Regions from separate parts of the Mus musculus genome. Here all the other regions are linked to region 1. The links are chromatin loops, found by intact Hi-C in ENCODE. Cell type or tissue: left cerebral cortex. All regions are shown on one strand.

The links. Hi-C counts contacts between places; a loop is a spot of excess contacts. Peaks named below come from ENCODE experiments on the same cell type or tissue, not always from the same donor. Only the 100,000 strongest peaks of a DNase experiment are listed, where the experiment ranks them.
Region 2: a loop joins it to region 1, with 1.8 times the contacts of the local background. A loop is called at or near these places in 4 of 42 quality-filtered maps.
Region 3: it touches region 1 in a loop (2.4-fold over the local background); 2 of 42 quality-filtered maps call a loop at or near these places.

The regions. Positions count from the first base shown.
Region 1 is chr17:7,186,620-7,191,619 of GRCm38, reverse strand. The region is part of intron 1 of Rps6ka2 (ribosomal protein S6 kinase, polypeptide 2); the gene reads right to left. Among named protein-coding and RNA genes, the nearest start is that of Rps6ka2, 19 kb to the right of the region's middle. In left cerebral cortex, no CTCF peak of the experiment used is centred here; DNase peaks (open chromatin) are centred at 1,516, 1,978 and 2,630; H3K4me3 peaks cover 381 bases; H3K27ac peaks cover 2,246 bases.
Region 2 is chr17:7,242,571-7,247,570 of GRCm38, reverse strand. It overlaps Rps6ka2 (ribosomal protein S6 kinase, polypeptide 2), which reads right to left. Exons shown (of 21, transcript NM_011299.4): 4 at 789-869. Among named protein-coding and RNA genes, the nearest start is that of Rps6ka2, 75 kb to the right of the region's middle. In left cerebral cortex, a CTCF peak has its summit at 2,131 (motif pointing right); a DNase peak (open chromatin) is centred at 2,173.
Region 3 is chr17:7,282,724-7,287,723 of GRCm38, reverse strand. It overlaps Rps6ka2 (ribosomal protein S6 kinase, polypeptide 2), which reads right to left. Exons shown (of 21, transcript NM_011299.4): 14 at 4,855-4,980. Among named protein-coding and RNA genes, the nearest start is that of Tcp10a, 39 kb to the left of the region's middle. In left cerebral cortex, no CTCF peak of the experiment used is centred here; DNase peaks (open chromatin) are centred at 1,173, 2,256 and 3,015; H3K27ac peaks cover 1,234 bases.

The DNA.
Region 1 (5,000 bases):
AAACAAGATAAAGCAGGAGAAACTCAGTGTGTTTGATATCAAGACTTATCTTAAGCAGGTAATGGCTAGAACAGAATGGTTTGGGTACAAGTTAGAAAATAGAGCAGAATACAGGTGGGAAGTCCCTGTCTCCCTAAGGAACTGGTCAGCAGCCTCCCTGGGTGGTGATGCAGACAGATGCAGAAAGGATGGGTAAACCCAACGAAGTGCTGCTAAGAAAAGTAGGTCATCGTAGTCACAAACTAAAGGCCTGTACCACAGTCTACAAGCCAGCAAGCAAAGAGAAACAGGACACTGGGGGATGTCTCAGTTCATAAAGGGTTTGCCACACAGGCACACAAGCCTGAATTCAATCCTCAGAATTGATGTAAAGCATTTTTTTTTTTTTAAATCAAGCTGTTTCTTTTTTTCTTTTTTTTTTTTTTAAAGATTTATTTATTTATTTACTATATGTAAGTACACTGTAGCTGTCTTCAGACACACCAGAAGAGGGTATCAGATCTCATTACAGGTGGTTGTGAGCCACCATGTGGTTGCTGGGATTTGAACTTCGGACCTTCGGAAGAGCAGTCGGGTGCTCTTACCCACTGAGCCATCTCACCAGCCCGTAAAGCATTTTTTAATAGCCAGGTGTGAGAGCATGATCTTCAACCCCAGCGGAGGAGGCAGAGATAGCGGATCCCTGCAGCTTGCTGGTCAACCAGCCTAGCCTTACTCACCCACTGAGATACCCTGACTAAAGAAAACTGGATGGCTCCTGAGCAGCAGAGCCCAAGGCTTTACCTCTGATCTCCACTTGCACCTACAAACAGGTGCACCTACATATGCATGCACTCTCTCTCTCTCTCTCTCTCTCTCTCTCTCTCTCTCTCTCTCTCTCTCTAACATGTGCGTGCGTGTGTGTGTGTGAAAAGGAAAACTTTTAAGTTTGTGGAGAATGACAAATTACTTTTATGACTTCAGCGTGAGGGCAGATTTCTTAGCTCAGAAACAGAATGAAGACACCATAAAGAAAAAAGCTGATAAATTTAGCTGCATAAATTTAAAGTTTCTGTATAAAAGGGTTAAAAATAGGCCACAAACTAAATGGCATTTGCATAACACATATCACTGATGTCCAAAATACCAGATGAACTCTTGTGAAGACGGAGAATAGGAAAATTCCATAAATGGGCAATGTAAAGAGACAGTGGCCAGTGACAGGTAATGTGGCCGGCCGCAAGCAGGGGAGAAGGGTAACTCCCGTGGCCAGATGGAGAGAATGCAGAAGGTCTATGGCAGTTGGAGATCACGTGCCCCACAGACAGCCACTTCATTCTCGGATGCACACTAGGGAGACTTCTGTCCTTCACCCTGCTCTGTGTGGGGAAATGACAGGCGCGAATGGGTGCTCCAAGCAGTATTGAGAACAGCAGGAGGGAGTGGCAGGTGTCCACCCACAGGGAACTGAGGAGTAAGTGTCGGAACCATCCCAGTCAGAAAACAAACAACTCAGAAGCAGGCACGCAGGAGGAGCAAGGCTGTCCCACTGATCAACACTCACGCAGATACCTACGGAACCAGTTATGTAACCAGAGCAACGCGATTCCATTTATATCATATGCAAACCAGAGAATGAGCATGTCTCTGTGTTTAGGGAACATAAAACGCAACACAGGGAGATAAATAGGCACGAAAGGCATCAAAACCAAGACAGTGGGAAAATGAGATTTGGGAGGGATCTCTGGGTGTACAGTCACATTGAAAACTTTTATTTCCAAAGCTAGTTCATGGGTGCATAGACATTCGTTACAGTACTTTTTTATTTGTACAGATCCCTGACATATTTTATAGGAAAAATTCTGAACTCGGGTCACTGTTTTTACTTACTGAGACAAGGAAGTGAGCTTGCTCAGACTGACAGATCTCAGCTACAAACCTTCACAGACAGTGGGAAGCTATTCAGAATTGCCAGCATAGGTGACAACAGGGACAGTGAAAATAGAGCATTCTGGATTGAGAAAACTCCTTCCGTCTGTTGCCCTGTCTTGGAGATGCCATGTGACCAACCCTGCAGCCTATAAGGGATGGCAGCTCCACTGAGATTAGCCTGTGCTAATGCACAGGGTGTGGCACTCTCACAAAGGAAAGTGTTCCTTCACTCCATTCAATCAGGACCACAGAAGCCTGGGTGGATGGATTGGGCAGAGCGGAGGACGGGGCACGGGGGCATTTCCTACCAGGCCCTGGAGATGGGTGGAGATGGGGGATCTGGGTACCATCTCTGCTTCAGTGGGGTTGGTGTGAGGAGAGCCCTGACCGGGTTCTTTGTGAGGGGAGGGTGACGGAGCTACAGCAGTGAAGAGCTAGGTAGCCAGAGGGGGGAGGGGGTTGCCCTTCTGTAGGGAAGCAGTAGGGAAGGCACGCTGTAAAACAGCAGGCGATTTCAAGCCAACCAGAGGTATGAGCTGGATTGTACTGGGTAAGACAAGACTCCTCTAGTGGGGGCCTAAGGAGAGATCAAGAAACTCAGGTGGGCCAGGTGCATTACTTTCTCTCTTAATGCACTGTGTCTCTGTTTCTTTCTCCAGCCAAGCGCCTCTAGTCTAATTATTTATTGTGGGACACAAGAACCAGGATACTTCAGCATGTGCCTCTTTGCACTCAGACCCAGGCTAGAAAGACCCTGACTACAAAGGTAACGCTTGTTAACATCATATACGTTGTAAAATGTCTCGCCTTCTGTTCGGGCCTTGACATCAGACGACAATGTGGACATGAAGGCAGAGATTCTGACAGAAAGGGGCCATGAAGGAGACCTGTTGTGGAGGAAATACAAGCCACCCCCACTCCCCTCTTGTATCCCTGGGAAGGTTCCAAGGCTTGCAGTAAATAGGATCAGCAATGAATCCCATTGGAAAGACAAATGAGGCTTGCAGACCTGAGATGACACCACACCCTCTGGCTCCACCTAGCAGGTGGATGTGAACCTGGCAGAAGGCTTCCCCCCACGCCCCAGTCAAAGATCTGGCCTTGGGCCTCCACCTCTGCTGGCTCGGTACCTTGGCGATGGTCCATGAGAAACAGACCACAACAGAAAGGCACCAGGGGGACAGGACCCAGGGGGACAGGACCCAGGGGCTTTACACATTTAGCTTTCCATCGCCATGTAAGGTTGCAGGGTGACCATCCATAAAGGGAAACTAAAGGTGAGTGAGGCTACTGAACAGTCCAGACTTCAGCTGTCCTCAATGCGTCTTCTCTGACCCACAGACCTGGGCTCTGGCTAGTGTTCACCATATTTATTACACACAGTTTCTGAATGCGCACCCTACTGTTAGCTCTATGGGCTACACACACAGGGACTGCAAATGAGGGAGAATTTGAGAATTCACACAAAAGTCAGAGAAGAGAATTAGTCTGTAGATGACCTCCTCATGAACAGAGAGACAAGTGACACCCTGGGAGAGATACAGTGGCAAGTGGTGCCTAGAGCATATGTTTCTAGGAGATGTAAGTCACTCTTACAATTCAGTGGTGAGAGATCATTGCTGTTTGAATGAGAACTGTACACCACTGGCCGGCATGTTTTGGTCCCCAGTTGGTGCTGTTTGGGGAACTCATAAGACTTTTTGCACATTGGTCCCCGCTGGCAGACTCAACTTTTAAGGAGAGAAAACTGATCTAAATAGATGTTTCTCCAAGAAAGGCATACAAATGCCCAAGAAAGGGCCTCAGTGTCGTGGGTCATTTGGGAAATGCAAATCTAAACCACAGGGAGATGCCACGCCATGGCCACCAGCGCGTTCACGGCCACCAGCATGGAAATTGTGGAAAGAACAGTTAAAACCTTGGTGAGAACTGCGTGTCCCCGGATGGCAGTGATTTAAAGACAAGCTGAGTGGCTTTAAAGCGTGGAGGAATCTCGGACAACACAGCAGCTCCACACCTGGATATTTTCACAAGGAAGTGAAAAGGAATAGCCTCAAAAAAGTCCCACAAAAATGTTCTTGGCACCATTCCGCAACAGCCAAACCATGGGAACATTTCCAACATCTATCGACTTCTTGACAGATTCATGGTGTGGCCATAGGTTGCAGGACAAAGAAATGCCGGCATGGATGGGGTTTGGAACATTAAAAGTATTTCCAAACACAGTGAAAGGAGCCAGTCACAGAGCATCACTAATTTTAGGATTCCATTTGTCTGAAGCGTCTAGACAGGCCACTCTCTGGGGACAGATGTCCTCCAGCAGGTGCAGGGCTCAGGGCAGATATCCTCCAGCAGGTGCAGGGTTCTGGAAAGATGTCCTCCAGCAGGTGCAGGGCTCAGGACAGATGTCCTCCAGCAGGTGCAGGGCTCAGGACAGATGTCCTCCAGCAGGTGCAGGGCTCAGGACAGGTGTCCTCCAGCAGGTGCAGGGTTCTGGACAGGTGTCCTCCAGCAGGTGCAGGGCTCAGGACAGGTGTCCTCCAGCAGGTGCAGGGCTCAGGACAGGTGTCCTCCAGCAGGTGCAGGGCTCAGAACAGGTGTCCTCCAGCAGGTGCAGGGTTCTGGACAGAGGGCCAGAGAACTCTCATCTACACTTGGTTTACCCTGTCTCCTCTGAAGTTGATGCTCCCTAAGCAAAGCCCTGTTGATTCCCAAGTCAAGCATCCAGGGAGCTGAAGACTTTTCAATAAGATTTCCATGAACAACAAAAAACGAATTAACAACTTAAAGATGGAGATTTGACTCACAAAGTAACTTCCAGAATATGTATTGATCGGTCCCCATGCACCCCACCATCAGTCACATCACTAAAAGAAGATCAGAACCTTTTCTTCTCCTTGCCCAAGGACAATTGGAAATGACCAGAAGACCCTAATGGAAAGGACCTTGTTGTCCCCTCCCTCAATAACTGACTGCGAAAACTCTAGAGTCCTGGCTTTTAAAAGGGTTCTCTGGAACCCACTGTTCCCTGGGGGAAGCTGAGAAAAATGAGCAGGCATCCCACCCAGATGGAGAAAGGTTCTCTCAAA
Region 2 (5,000 bases), 56 kb before region 1:
TGCCATGCCTGGAAGAACGAGGCTTCCACAGGCTCTTCAGCCAACAAAAGAGCCAGCTTCTGTTCTTTCTGAAGGGTACACCACATGACTCGCGGCAGGCCTGAACTATTTTCTTGGTCTCTGGAAGTCTCCCCATTCCACCCCAGGTGCATTCATGCCTTTGTTCCCCGTGTATAGGAATCTCTGGTTTCCCATGGTTTCTTTGCATCCTCTCTTCACAGGAATGCCTTAAGAAGAAAAGCGTGCAGTGAAGTGCATAACTGAGGAGCCATTAATCTATTGACTCTGCCTCCTGCTTCTCCCATGAGGTACAAAGGAAGGGAACTGGTATTGAGTAGAAAGGCAGGTTTGTGGCCTCAGAGAAGGTACTTCCCCTGAGCCTCAAGGGTAGTCTGAGGTACTTGGCACTCCACCTTGCCTTTCTTCATTCACTTTGAAGGCACAGCTTAGTGATCAATACACTTTCTGCACAGCAGCACTAGGTGTGTCATCACGTCTCACCCCAAGGTCAGGAGACCTGGTACCAGGTTACCATGGTGACATCTCAATGATGGGCAGCCCCACCTCACACAAAGTCTCTGGGATGAAGATAGGACATCTTGCTCTTTTCAGAAAATCAAATAGGAAAGAGACTGAAGACTGGAGATTTAAGAGAACTTGATCTTCATACAAGACAGGATCCTGAAACAGTGGGGATCTCCTTTTGAACTAATAATTATTTCTGTTTCCGCTGATGGAAGACATCACCGTAAGTCCTCCTCAAATCATGCCGCACTTACTGCACTTACCATAATGCAGCTTGACAATGAAAGGGTGATTCACCTCTGCCAGGATGTCTCTCTCCATCTTAGATCTGACCCGGTCTCGCACTGTACAACAAAAACAAAACATTTTCAGGATGTGAGTGGAGCTCTTGAGGCTTGGATACACAGTAATAGACAAGCTAGTTCAGTCTCACCCGCAGGGAAAATCTGAGGTAATATAACGGCCGCTCTCCTCCTGCACTGGCTCTAAGGAGCACATACATTTTGACACATTGGCCTCCTTGTTTCCAGCTCTTTTTCTGCTTACCAGAAACATGAAAGTGTATTGTAGACACCATGACACTTTCCTTGTAGGAGAATCTACTGCTGTGCCTTAAGAATAAGGACCCTTTCTCACAGGCTTTAGTGTCCTATCATCCTGTAGTGTCTCTGGCCTTCATTCCATGCTTATCACCGCTCCTGCCATTTCAAGCTCTTATTTTCCTCAGCCTTGGGTCTTTCAACTTGTGTGTGTGTGTGTGTTGTATTATGACATTCTTTTCAGTATGTATTTTATGACATTCACATTCAGCCATCTGGAATACAGACTTCATTAGTTTTGAGGCAAAACAAATGAACAAAAATAGAGGCTGACAACCACTACAGCAATGCTAAGACCCTACAGGCTAACTGGTATACCCAGGAGACAGCACCCACTTGGCCTCTCGGAGGAATGACTGAATATCTAGAATGACCACAGTGACAGGTGCATCATATTACATTGCTCATCGATATTTAGAATGGCAATGTACATTTAAAGTGTTATTAAAGAAATCCTTCCCCAAGGATGATGTGGTGATAACAAAGTGGAATATGACATGGTTTTCCACCTGTGATTTAGACCTAACTCATAGTCCTGGAAGTCAGCGTTCTCACCCTGAAGCGAGCATGCATTTTCTTCTCAGGAGGAAATTATGTTCCACTGATTGAGAAGGAAAACAGTGCCCTCCGGCCAGCTCTCTAAGAGAGTAACTCGGCCCATGCATGGACAGTCACTGCAATGCCAGGCGTGACTCTTGGTGGTTGAGGGGTGGCTCTTTGGGAGGCATGGACGTGAGTCAGAAGAGGGAAGGGACCTAAGCAGGATATTGCCGGTAGAGCGTACTTCTTGTGATGTTTTTGCTGTGGGAGAGGAGCACTGATACACAGCTCCACAGACACACATGCCTACAGGACCAGGGTCATGAATGTGTCTCCCTCCCACTTTCTCCCTCCACGTCCTCCCTGCCCACTGCTGTTCCATCACCATCTCTTCATGCCGTCTGTGCTAGCATTTAGCATGAGAAGCCGAAGTTCAGCCTTCTAGAAGAGGCTGGTAAAGAGATCCACAGAAGAGGGCAGCAGTGGGAAACTGCAAGTGCTGAGGAAAGTGGAGAGAAGACGACGAACCTTACAAGAACAGCATGTCAAGAGGCTGCAGACCAGGACTCAACAGGTGCTGGGCAGCCTGGGTGCAGCACAGAGAGGCTGTAGTGGGCAGGGCCAGCTTGCTGTCATGAAGTACATAAGATCCAGGAAGGAGGCAGGACATACCCATGGCACAGAGCCATGGCTGGACCTGATTGAAATGCCTGTGGGAATTGTGAGAGGCTGGTGCTCAGCCCCGAAGACACTGAGCTAGCATGAGGCAGACCAGAGAACTGAGACCAGGAACGGAACATCCCACAACAAGTGAGCGCTTATCGTAACCTGGATTTTGAGAAATTACCTTGAAGGGAAGCTATAGGGCTGTCAGGAGGATGCCACCTGCAGCCACCCTGGGTGAAACGCTGAGACTGGTGGGAGTCTGGGCTACGGCTTTGCTAGCAATGCGGATGTAAAGCCCCTGTCCTGTACAGGGGTCAACTTGGGAAGTATAGAATGTCAGAGGCCCTTGATGGGGACCTCAGGGGTATTGCTGTCCTGTACCAGGATTTAGAGAGGACACACCCCATTGTGGAGAGCAACAGGAAGGATGACAGAAGATGGAGAGCAATCCAGAAGCATGAGAGAAGCACGCTGCCCCATACTGGACAGTCCCAGACCACCCACCAGTGTGAGAGCAGACACGGGGGGAATGAAGAATCATTAGAACCTTTGAAACCTCACTCTTCCTGGGGTCTGCAATAGGACTGGGCAAGTAAAACCAGAGACGTCCGTGCCTCTGCCATGCCTTTGCAATGACTTTTACAAGTTTTGATATGCTTTTATTTTCTTACATATATAGCCCAGGGTGGACTTGATCTCATTTCCTTCCTTCAAGCTTTCAAGGCCTATTTTTTTGAATTAAAAACTTTCACCTACCCACTCTTGGAGAAATACCCTACCTTGATGCAGATAAAAACATGGGCTCCTGCTTATGCCAGGTTGAGAGTATCTTTAACCCACCAACTTCCCTGATGGTGCCCTGGAGACTCCAGAGGGGGTCTCTCCACCGACCACGGCTCCCAGGAGAAAATCAACCATGAGAGACGAATAAGAAAGGATGTGGGGAATTGTAGGCTGGTCTCCATTCGAGCTGAGGTCTGAACCCCAATGGTCATAATTCACCTACATGACATGGTAGGCATTCCCTCATGCTCTTAGAACTCCAGCCCCTGCCTAAGGTACCACCTCCCACAGCCCCCACGAGAGAAGCATGGTCAGTAGTAACGTAAGCAATGGCCCAAGCTTCTGACCTTCAGGCTAAATTCCTCCCCAGTTACCTAGCTACAGTGAAGACCATTAACAGGGCTGTTAAGCCCCCACCTTGCTCTCTTATTCCTTTGTCCTCTTACCTCTCACTTCTCTCTCCTCTTCCCTTTCTCTTTGTCTTCTTCTTTCCTCTCCTCTCTCCTTTTCTCTCTAGCCTTTCCTCTTCTCTCTCTCTCTCCTTTCTACCTTCTCTCTTTCCCCTGCATTTCTATAATAAGGCTCTAAAACCATAGAGTCTCTGCTCTGCTCCTTCAAGTTCCGCTGCGCACTCTGGTCAGTGTTGGGAACTTCTTCCCTCTTCCTTCTCTCCCACAACCCTGGTGGCTTTAGCAAAGTAGCTCCGGGGAGGTGGGGGTGTTCCCAGGCAGGGATGCCCCTTGACCATCCCCTAATGAGTGGGATAGAGGAATGCCCACCCAGGGATGAGTGGATAGGGTAGATAGCAGCCCTCCTATGCCTGACTGACCAGAGAATAGGGAAACTCTGGAGGGGTGTGGGCATCTTTTTCCTATCCTACTTTTCCCCAGGGCCCCCAGGACCCCCCCTTCATTTTGTTCCCAACAAAAGGAGATGCAGAGTTCCCCTACCTCCTCGGCCCCAAGACACAGATTCAGACTACAGAGGCAGGAGTACGGAAGAGTTCCAGGCTTGTTGGTCAAAAACCAAACTGAACCCTGCTTATTCAGTGAGAACACAGCTTGGGTGGGTGGCAGTTAATAAAGACCTGCAGGAAAGGGAGGGGGGAATGTTCTCAAAATAAAAAAAAAGGGGGGGGGACACAGATCATGAACCCAGGCTCTGAGTCTCAGCATCCCAAGTCCCATTACCATCAAAAAGGAAAATCTCTCATTCCTGCACCAGGGAGCTCAAGGGCAGTTGCTGTGGACCAAGGGGGGTCCTTCTCTATGCTGGACCGAAGCTGATTTTTCTGTTGGCCTCCACAGCACCTGGCTAGTGTTGTTACAACTGTGTTCTTTGTCTCAGTAGAACACACGTTTGCTGTCATCCCCCCATGCCTCTTCACTATTCAAGTGTTTCCATCCCCATGACCTGGGACACCTGGCCTGCTGAAAAGGGAGGCAGAGAAAAGGGCTCGATGCTCCATCATCTCACCGTGGCCTTAATCTGGTCCCCACCACCTGAAAACCCTCGAAAATCAATCAATGTCCTTAAGCTCCCTCGGCTTGAACGAGGACACTGTCCAGCACCCATCTCCCAGATGAAGGACGCAGTCTCCAGCTTTTGAAGGTTTAATTTGTGACAGAAAATAGTCTGTGAGCAGTGGAGTGCCCAGACATATGGGAGTCAGAACTTTCTGCAGGTAATTACTTGATGCCCAAAGAGAAGAAGTCAGCAGGTGGCTCCCTAATGAGGAAATGAGAAGAAGGCTGGAAGGCTGGGGAGGAGGGCACCAGCATCAGCCTGGCCTCTACCATCTCTGCACAACGTGGTTTGGGGGGAGTTTAGCAGCTTTGCCCCCCCCCCGTCCTCTCATTTGTAAAGTAGCATTACCCATACTCGCAC
Region 3 (5,000 bases), 96 kb before region 1:
CTCCTAAAGACCTTAAGCTCTCACTGACATCGAGTAGGACTTTAAGACTGGAGTAAGAACCTGTGTTCAACTCGGAGGCAGACCGAGCACACCCGGTTAATCTGTTACAGCACGGCATCAGCACAGGCTTGTGTGCTGTAATATTAATATTACACTGAATATCATTTAATTGTTTGGCGGAACTTGTAAGGCACCTCCATCAGATATGATCAGTGAGTGAGGTATTCCCTCAGGTGGCTGTTGCGTGGCTGAAGGGTGTGCAAGACCCTTCAGCGAGTTTCTGGAGGGGTGGTTTCTTACTTCTAACCAAGTTCTTGCTTTGGCTCTCCTCTCCAGGCATAAGCTTGGTAACAGAGATAACACACACAAAGGCCGGAGGAAGGGGGCATCTTTCCTATCCACATCTCTTTTTTTCGCCAGGCAGCATCCTGCCGGGTGGGCCGCGGGCCCTGCTGCATGTGGATGAGCTCCCTGTGTGCCGCAGCTACTTCTCACCCTCCTCAGAGATGCTAAGCCAAGGTGTGCATATGCCCAGAGCAAGTGTGGCTTCCACAATGGCTGGCGCAGGAAGATGGCTTTTCTTAGCAGGTGAAGCATGTTTGCTGGTGGCTGCTGCTGGCACACACGAGTCCTGGCCACCCTTCGTGTGTGTGTGTGTGTGTGTGTGTGTGTGTGTGTGTGTGTGTGTGTGTGTGCGTGTGCGTGTGCGTGTGTGTTTCCCCCACGTCTCCATTTTCCTTCTCTGTGTCTGTCAGTGTTCTTCCTTGTGTTCCTCAGGGTCCCATCACTGAAGCGCTGTCTTTCCAGGTGCTGAGACACTTGCCAGCTGGGTCTGAAGGCCAAAGTGTGAGCTGCAGGGCAAGCAGGATGCACCCTGCCCTTCCAACAAATGGGAGGATCATGCTACGCTGGGAACGAGGTAAGTGGAGCATGTAATTACCTGAAAAAAACTCTAACAGACATTTTCTCCTGTAAAATTAATTAGAGCAAATGACAAAGAGACAGAACTCTGGTGCTTTCTCAATAGGAAAAAATTAAAATTTCCATGCCAATCTGTCCTTCTAAAAATACGATCTCCAGGCCAAGCATCTGTTTAACTCCATTTCCCTTCTGGCTGACAAATTATATACCCAGAATGGAACTGAGTGCAGCCGTGCAAACGCTGTGGTACACGGATGATGCGATGTGAATCCAAACTCTGGCTCCTACTGGGAGAGGCCTCTCCTGTCCTGGGTGTGGCAGCCAGATCCTCTGTGGAAGTTAAAAATAGGATGACATACAAGCAAACACAGTCATCCAATTGCTGACAGGGAAGTCACAAACACCTTGGGAACACTGGTTGTTGAGATAGTCATCTGTCACTCTGTACACAAGCCTGAGACCTCAGTGATGGGCACAGGTCCATGAGGTCCCAGCCCTCTTGTAGGGACTAGGAGCAGTCAGAGTTGTTGAGGAGGAGATCTGTGGGGGCCAAAGATATGTTTTTCTGGCTCAAATAAATAGCCACACATCTACTCAGCCATGGAACTGAACTCAGTGGCAATATGCGAAACAGACAGGGAAGGGGAGGGAGACTTCTTAGAAAGAAGAGGAGGTTCCAAAGGGAGAAGGATGGAATGGGAGCAAAAATGTCTAAAGAAACTATTTTAAATGCTTTAAGAGGACAAGGTGACACACACTTTGGAATGACTTTAAGGCCCTTTAATTTTTACATTTTCATCGGTTTCTTCAGTTGTGTATGTGTATGGGTAGGCGTGGTACAGAGCACGGGGCACACGTGATGATCACATGACAGCTTGCTAGAGTTGGTCACCTCCTTCCACCATGTGGGTCCTGGGCTGGAACTCAGGTCATCAGGCTAGGCAGCAAGGGTTTTTATTTTTTTATCTAATACAAACTACATGCATTTAATAACAGCACATGTGTGGCTGAGGGGCAAAGCTGCTGCCTCCTAAGGAAAACATGTCCGTCGCTGACCAGGTTCACGTTTCCCCCAAAACTTCTCAGCCACAGGAGGGGGTTGTTAGTAAAGAGGTGTCAGTGTCTGGGCTGCATGTGTGCATGTAAGTATGCAAGGGGACAGGCCATGCGATGTATTCCATGTGTGTTGAGGCTTCTGTCCCGTGACACGAGAAAAGATGTGTCAGAGAAGCAATGACTGAAAGCAGCTGGCTTCCTGAAGGCGAAATCAAGGAGTCCACAGGCAGCGTGCGCCGTTGAGCAATTTTCTGAATGCCGAGCAGAGATGATCCAGATCTGAAGCACAGCTCTGGAGTGCTTTCCTCTTAACTAACCAAGCGCTAGGGTGCGTGAGCACAGGCCTCTCTGTCTTCTACAGCTCAGTCTACTCCCAACACACGTCTGGCTTTCTTGAGTCCACAGACCTACAGAAAGGCTTGACTAGGCTCTGCTCGCCAGAGTGGACATCCACTGTGGTTATGGACACAGGAAATGATGGACTGTTGGCTCTTTCATCTTTAAAAGAAACTCAATAAAGGTTCAACCCTCACAGAAGTGGACTTACTGCTCCCTGCCCACACATGTCCTGTGCATGCGCCTAGGTGAAATGTGGATGCCTGGGTCTTGCCCAGAAACCATGGCTTTCCATATTCCTTCCAGTGAGGGTTAATTTAAGCACTTTCCAGTAAATTATGGCCCACTCTAGTCTTAGAAAGGACAAGGGAGTCCCCACATGCCCACGACTTGCTTTGAAGCTTTGAAAGAGAAGCAGGAAAGCCTGGCTATTTCTTCACTGTTAACCAGAGACACAATACATAGCTTTTCTTCCTGGGTTGTACAGGTTGGAAAAAGCTATCACTGAGGGTCCACAGGGTCAAACCACAAAAGGATCTATGAGGACAGAGTCCTAACTCCCATCAAAGCTGGTGACAGATGGCTCTGCGTGAGAGCTGGATGCAGGAATACATGCAACTGCTCTTGTCCATGGGGCCTAGTCACAGGGCACAGAATTTCACTCAACAGTAGCAGGCTATTTCTAGAAGGGCACTGGGTCAGCTGAGCTGGCAACACAATAGATGTGTTTCTTAGCACTATTTGGCGGCCAGCCCTGCTTGCTTCTAGGAGTGCTGCTGGCCTCTAGATAAACTATCTAAAGAATTTCTGTGAGAAACAATTCACCCAGAGAAAGACTAAGAAGCTCATGCAAGCTTTCAAAGCACTGGAAAGTCCCAGGGCGAGGCAGAGTACAGGTCTTAAGTAAGCCCCCAGCCATGCACAATGTAGACCGATGTCTATGTCACAGAGGCGGCACTCTGTGACACCGGCTGGTGATCCTGCTGTATGTCCAAGCCCCCTTTTTCACTACCATCACATCAAGGACTCCAGGAAGTTTCCACGTCCCACCTCCTCCCTTAGTCCTCCCCTTGATGGGCAGGCAGAATGGTGAGAGCGCATCAGCAGAGTTCTGGTTAACCCTTTGATTTTGCTCCACCCCCCCCCCCCCGCCCCCGAGGCTGATGAATGCTCTCGAAGCCAGAGAAACCTGGGGCAGATAGCCCATGAAGATGCACATTCTCTAGAGAATATGCTTTTGAGAAATGTTCGCTGTCAAGAAACAGCCGCAGATGCACTGTTACCTCGTGCAGTCCATGTACAGAGCACCCTTTTCAGAGCCTGGAAAATCACAATGGGTGGAAATGGCTCATGTTGTGTGTCGCCTTGCTGGCCAGCCCCACTTCTCCCTACTTACCCTGAAGAGCTGGGCCAGTGACACATGCCAAAAGTCTGTGTGTGTGTGCATGTGAGTGTCTATGTGTGTGTGTACATGTCAGTGCATACATGCCACACAGCACAGGTATGGAGGTCAGAGAACAACCTCAAGGCCTCTTCTCTGACCTTGTCTGAAACAGTCTCTTCCCATTGTTCCCTTCAGCGCAGGCCAGGCTAACTGGCCTAACCCATGCTGTGCATTCTCCTGTCTCTACCTCCCATCTCCTCTAGGAGCACTGTCATACAGACCTGTGCTACACACCTGGTTTCATGTAGGCTGTGGAGATTAGAAGTCAGTGCCACATGTCCTGCAGCAAGGGTTCTAACCACTCAGCCACCCCCTCAAGCCCTATATCTCCAGTGTTAAGACAGGTGGTGAAGGCTAGCCTCACAGCTGTGTAGAGAGAATGTACGGTTGTGTGCATTTGTGCACGTCACACTCTGACTTCAGAAGAAAGAACTTTATAGAAAACCCTAGAAATCAGCACTTTGGATTCTTAGGTCCAATATTTAATCTAGCAACAGGTACAGAGCTGAAAATTACTGTGTAGAGCTCAGCATATTGGATTATAGATTGCGTATGTACCGTATTCTGGTTTGGTCTGGTGTGGGTGGCTGGAGGAAAGCCTGAGCCCTCTCCTTCAGTCTATATCCCTATGTACTTCTTGGATCCATTTTCTACAGCTCTATCTTTTTCCTTTCCTTCTTCCCTCCTGCCCCCTGCATTTTCCTTCCTTTGATAAGTGCTATGCCTGCTTGCCCAATCCTATCTTCTTGGATAATGGGTTCTGGGACTGTTATTCTTGGCCTATGTTATACTTAGTTGCTAAAGATGAATGGTTCCATGTTCGACATAACTGAAATATTTATGATTTGAAAAGAATTTTTTTCGGTCCTTTGAGATAGGATCTTGCTACATAGGCCAGATTCATCTGGGACACTCAGGGCTTTGGTTGCGACTGTGTGCCACCACACCTGGCTTAAAGAATAATTTTTAAATGGGTGATGCCATATCAAAACAAACTGATGTCTATCACGTCAGACCTTAGAAGCTGCGGATGGAGGGACCCTGCTCAGCATCCACGTTCCTGCTGGGTCACAGGACATCAGCGCTCCTCAGCTTACCTTCACAGCATACTCAGCATCCGTGGCTTTGTGTACACACCGCTTGCACACTGAGTAGGAGCCCACCCCGATGTCCTCCTTGATCTCATAGCCGTCAGTGAAGTGGATGTTGTTCCCATGTAGCTGCTGCAGGGAGACCAAGACAG